Linked DNA regions of Homo sapiens: region 2 is linked to region 1. The links are chromatin loops, found by intact Hi-C in ENCODE. Cell type or tissue: CD14-positive monocyte. All regions are shown on one strand. Links, peaks and the distances in the headings refer to the core of each region. The heading gives the core; the rest is flanking DNA. Region 1 has its middle 43 kb from the start of LINC01548. Region 2 overlaps LOC105377136 (a long non-coding RNA gene).

The links. Peaks named below come from ENCODE experiments on the same cell type or tissue, not always from the same donor. Only the 100,000 strongest peaks of a DNase experiment are listed, where the experiment ranks them.
Region 2: it touches region 1 in a loop (4-fold over the local background); 13 of 110 quality-filtered maps call a loop at or near these places.

Annotation. Positions count from the first base shown.
Region 1 is chr21:33,126,213-33,129,125 of GRCh38, forward strand. No RefSeq gene overlaps it. Among named protein-coding and RNA genes, the nearest start is that of LINC01548, 43 kb to the right of the region's middle. In CD14-positive monocyte, for the core only: CTCF peaks have their summits at 1,298 (motif pointing left) and 1,500; a DNase peak (open chromatin) is centred at 1,269; H3K4me3 peaks cover 676 bases; H3K27ac peaks cover 325 bases; H3K27me3 peaks cover 1,113 bases.
Region 2 is chr21:32,920,636-32,923,548 of GRCh38, forward strand. The region is part of intron 4 of LOC105377136 (a long non-coding RNA gene); the gene reads left to right. Among named protein-coding and RNA genes, the nearest start is that of LINC01690, 37 kb to the right of the region's middle. In CD14-positive monocyte, for the core only: CTCF peaks have their summits at 1,196 (motif pointing right) and 1,404; a DNase peak (open chromatin) is centred at 1,236.

The DNA.
Region 1 (2,913 bases), core at 122-2,621:
CATTCTGACACCTTTCAATGATTTGTTGACATCTGAAGAGTTATGGGCAATCTTAGAAGAGGCAGCTGGACTTTCCGCCCCCAAAGATACAAGCACAAAAAGGATTCCCATACAGCATCTGAAATAACTCTGTTCTTTGCAAATGGATATCCAAATCTGCATGTTAATAGGGACACTTTTATCTTTAAATATAACCTCAAAAAAAGAAGGGGGGACAGTATTCATTTAACTTGTTCACCGCCAACTCAAGAAAATGCACCTTTCCCTCAAAACCAGCGTTCCCTCCCTTGACCCATAAAACCAGAAAAAATGCAGATATGCTGAGTTTTCAAACATCTCATGTTTGCTGCAGTCCTCGTTCGAGGGAGAACAGCAGGAGAAATCCGAGCAAATGGCAAGAGGCCTCCACTGTTTCATCTGCTGCCAATGAGGTTTTAAGTGAGCATCACTGGAATAATGTCTATTAATAATTTGCACTTCTATAGCCCTTTCTTGAGGGTGTCTCTAAGTGCCCTCCCACGAACACAGGCCTCGCTTGCAGGGGAAGAGCTCGACACAGGAATGAACCTCCTGCCTTTGGGCACAGTGCCTCCCAGCTCCTGTCTCAGCACAGAGGCACTTTGTCTTTAAAACTCCAGCAAAATGGGGCCTGGGAGAGGTTTTTTTTGTTTTTTGGTTTTTTTTTTTTTTTGGATATATGTTTTATATATATATATATATATGTATACATTACGCAATTACAAATATAGGTCCCATGACACGCAGGATAAATATGGAATGCAATATCTTCAGATTATTTTCTTTCTCTATTTTTTCTGTCTCCTGCCTCCCCAACACACAAAATTTGAGGACTTTCGTTAACTATTTTAGTAGTCTATCAAACCAAGTGCCTGGTAGATTTCAGTATGGGGGAGTAGTGACAGTGGCCGCAAGAAAGGATCAGATGCAGCCACGATCGTTGTCAGAGATAAATAAACACGAAATAGTGAAGGAAAATGGGACAAGCACGCAGCAGTTTGCAGCCTGGACCAATCACAGTGATGCCTCTTGTGGTGGCCTGGAGCCCTCTGCACAGTCCGGAGAAAAGACTGCCGTGGGGATCGGTTTCTGTTCCGAGAGTACATAGCAGAGTGAGGCTGCTGGGGTTGAAGCCGCTTGTTTGAGTTTTCCAGCTCTAATCAGATCGTCCTCCAAAGAGGGAAGTCTCTAAGGAACCAGGAACACAGACCACATCTGCTGGTCACTTCTTTTCCCCCTCGTAGCTTCCAGCCACAGTCCCTCAATCAACAGCGCCCCTTACTGGCCAGAGGGTTGCAAACCCAGAGGGTACTGGGGTGTCTCAGATAACCGCTGGCAACCTGGAAATGGACATATCTGTATCATCCATCTCCAGTTATAGAATTTTGAACACACTATCGAGAGCAGCTGTTGCAATCCCAGCTCAAGTCTCACGGCCATCCCTCTGTCTTGAACTTGGTCTTGGCGAAGTCAGGTCTCTCTGTGGGAGTTTTATCATCAGGGGAGCTGCTTCTCCCAAGAAACCAATAACCACCAATACTGTGTGTGATCTTAGCAGATCCAAAGCTTCGAGAAGCCTTCATCAAGATCAGACATTGCGACAGGAGAATCCTGTTCCCTGCAAACAGGATGGATTTGGATTCTAAGTGGTTGAAGTCACAGAGCGGTCATTAAAATAACAAAGAGGCACTGGCCTTTTTCAAGCACCTTTCTGGACTTCTCCAAAGAAACCCTGCTGATGAGAGGGCACAGGGTTCATTAGCAATCATCTTGGGTCAGCTGATGACAGGAGTGAAGCCAAGGCTGGCACGGGCGACGACAGAGCAGGCGAGCAGAGTTGACCTGGGTTATTTTAGGTGAGGAGGTGGGCGCAGAGGGAGACAGAGAGGTGGAGGGAGTTTATTTTGGTTGAGGCACTTTATTTTGCTTTCTTGCTTGTGAGGATTCATTTCCCCTGGGTAATTTAAAGTTTGTAAGAACCTTGGAATTCCTTGGAGAGAAAGCACCATTGCAAATAAAGAGGCCACAGCACTAGTGATGGTGGAGAAAGTGGCCAATGCCGTATCTTTAGATGCTTGGGTTTTGGGTTGGGTAGAGTTTTTCGGCACGTTTGGGAAGTGGCTTCTTATATGCCCAGCTCTAGTTTGGGGGCTTCCCATGTGTTTTTGTGTCTAACATGTATTGTTCTCAGCACTGTGCTGATTTTCCATGTGTTCATTCATTTAATTCTCACAACAACCAAAATGCGTTAATTCATTCATTCTGAATCAACTTGTTTAATCAAGAGAATTTGACAATGCCCACCCCCTCTCCCTTGGAAAATAAGGGTTAGCCTAGCAGACTGCTCAGGGTCAGGCTTCTTAATCCCTTTCAATGCCATTGTCAATATATTGAACCCTATTCAGGAATCAGCAATGACTTTCCGTGCCTGCTCCATCAAGTCTCATTTCCTCTGCCTTGCTCAAAAAACCTTTTATAACCCTCTTTATAATGCTCCCACTTCCTCTTCTTCCAGCTGCACCTCTACTTCTCCAAACAAATGTAGAATCCCCATGGCAGTGAGTCGAGTGTCCTGGGTGAGGTGGGAGCTATTGTTCATAATCCATGTTGCTATTGCCCAGTAAGACACATTGCACCCCACAGAATATACCCATTGCCTTTTCTTCAACTTTGGGGGACATACCGAGTCTTCACTATACACAGAGTCTGCAGGTAGATAGAGATCTCTCAGTGGCTTTTCTAGGCAACTTGTTCCCGCTACCCCAGTAGGTATGGACATAACCTCAGCTCTCGACTCTCGGGGAGCACCATCTGGTCATCCATGTGAAAAGAAGAGACAACTCTACCCTGTTATAAAAACATGCCTGACACTTGGAAATAAAGCAAGGGAGGACT
Region 2 (2,913 bases), core at 87-2,586, 210 kb before region 1:
GGGCAGGAGGAGGTCCAAGCGACAAAGGCAGGCATGAGCATGGGGCCTGCATGCGTCTGGGTGTATGTGGACAGTGGGATGGGAGCTACCTGTGATCAGACCTGCTACATGGAGGCAAGCTGGGGGGTGCAAAGCCAGAGGAGACAGATGTGCAGGGGCAGAGGCAAGAGACATTTGGTGAGTGCAGAGGCCACAGCAATCTGGCTTTTTATCTCAGTGACTCTAAGGTCTGTCTTCAGGCTGATGGATGTGACAGCATGCCATCACTCGACAGATATTTACTGAGGTTCCCTCTTTGCTTGAGGAACTGTGGGGAATACAAAAATCAGAATATTCTGGACCTGCCCTCAGGGAGTTTATAATCGAGTCATTCCTTCAACTAATATTTCTTCAAGGACCTCTCTTTGCCAGGCTCTGCTAAGAATAATGGCAAATAATGGTTTCTTGGTCCCAGCCCTCGTGAGTTTATGGTCAAAGAGAAGAGACAGGCATATTATTTGACTAACTCCATTTCAAGTCAGACTGTGATGAATGTTGTGGCCAAGGTGGGAACAGAGACTTGTAGGAACACAGATAAGGGTGTGCTTAAGTCTGTCTGTGAGAATCACAGAAACTTCCAGGCACCTTCAAGGGCTCTAGAGCAGCACTGTCCAGTAGAACTTGCTGGAATGACAGGAATGTTCTTTACCTGCATTGTCCAGTGTGGTAGCCACATATGGCTGTTGAGCACTTGAGATGTGGCTAGAGTGACTGAGAAGCTGAATTCCTCATTTTAATCCATTGGAATTTAAATAGTCACATGTGATTAGTGGCCACCATATTGGATAGTGCAGCTGTAAAATGGTTAATAAAATGGTAGTGCAGATGACATGACTGGTGGTGCGATTTATGTGGAATGACATGTCTTCTTCCTTACAAAGGGCACTTTCCTTCTGTGCAAGGGTAGCAACATCCTAGAAGCCAGAGAAATAGCTGTTCCTTCAGTAATGCTATATCCCTTTGACCAACATCTCACTATCTTCATAGGCCACACACAGTGGGTGTATTGATTGATGCTGGCATAGACACACTGATAGGTAAAAAATGAAAAAGAATTTTAGATATAGAACGTCTTTTCTCCTCTTCTCTTCTAGTCTGAGTTCAAATCTCTCCTCTTCTGGCAATGTTTGGTCTTCCCTGGACCATCTTGGAGAGCTGAGAACCCTAAAAGCAGCACCAGCCTGCCCACCAGGGGGCAGCGCACGCACCATGAGGTTGTTCACTGGGCTTATCAAGATCTATCTGGCTAGGGTTGTTTTCCAAGGATTGGGAAGAATCGCTTCGGTCCTTCTTTGGAATTTGCTCTGAAGTCTTCTTCCCTTCATTGCTCCTGTTAGATGCTCCACAACAAGTGAAGAAATGAGGAAATAGATTTCTCTTCCCACATTAAAGCAAAGTTAATAAAATGGTCATGGGCACTGGAGAAGTCTTTGGCTTTGGTTTTGTTTATGCGATCATTTTTATGATAAAGATAGGAAAGGAAGAGTCCCAAAGCCAAGGCCATTGAGAGGAGATGAGTGGGGATTTCCACTCAAGGATGGCGAGTTGAATGCAGGGGTTAGCCTCCAGTCCCTCCTGAAACCCCACTAAAGCAACAACAGGGGAGGTATTTTGGAAGACATATAAACCTACGGAATGAAGAGAACAGAAGCAATGATAATAGCAATAAAATCTGAAAGTTTGGAAAGCAAATGTAAGTTTGGTAACTGTGATGGTGAATATTAGGTGTCAACTTGATGGGATTGAGGGTGGCTGGTAAGGTATTGTTTCTGGATGTGTCTGTGAGGGTATTGCCAGAGGAAATTGACATTGAAGTTGGTGGGCTGGGAGAGGAAAACCCACCCTTTATGTGGGTGGGCACCATCCAATCAGCTGCCAGCAAGGCTAGAGCAGAGCAGACGCAGAAGGAGAAGGTGCAATGAGCTGGCTTGCTGAAGCTTCTGGCCCTCCTTCTTCTTCCCATGCCAGACACTTGCTTCTGCTCCTCCTGCCCTTGGATATCAGACTCCAGGTTCTTTGGCCTTTGGACTCTGGGACTTGCATCAACAGTTTCCCTGAGGGTTCTCAGGCCTTTGGCTTAAAGGTTGCAATGTTGGCTTCCCTGGCTTTGAGGTTTTCGGACTTGAAGTGAGCCACTACCAGCTTCTCACTTTCCCCAGCTTGCAGATGGCCTATTGTGGGACTTTGCCTTGTAATCATGTGAGCCAATTCTCCCTAATAAACTCCCTTTTATATATACATGCATCCTATTGGTTCTGACCTCTGGAGAACCTGGACTAATACAGTAACTGATGCAACAGGGCTGAGAAAGCGGAACCATAAGCAGCCAGTGGGGCAAGCTAAAGTCAACCCAGTTGCTCATAAACTGGTGACACCAGAGACCTATGGAAGTGGGAATCAAGGTGGATCTACAAGCAGAAGGACAGATTAAACATCCTTCAGGTCCTTTTAAGAAGTAGTTAGATCTCCAGCCTTCCTCGCTTATTCTTCGATGTCAGGCGAGAGAAATGTTCGCATTCCAAACGTTGAGATCACTGGTCATTTTCCTGATCATGTTTCCAGAATAATGGTAATAAGGACTATAGCTTCCATGGGAGAGCCGTGAAGCCTTCACTGCAGCTCTTCCAATAGTATGAGAGGAAAGAGTCATACATACTGCCATCCAAGATTCCCCAGGGAAACGGCCCAAGCAGGTCACTGTGCTGAAGCCCAGACAAGCCCCATGTAAATGCACAGAGCTTACCATCAGCTGTTAGTGACCCATTATTCAATACGGGGAGATAGTTAAAGACCATTTGGTATTTGAGAACAGCCTCTAAGGCAGAACCAGAGAAAGGTGGAAAGTAACTCAGAGCTAACATAAGTTATAGAAGC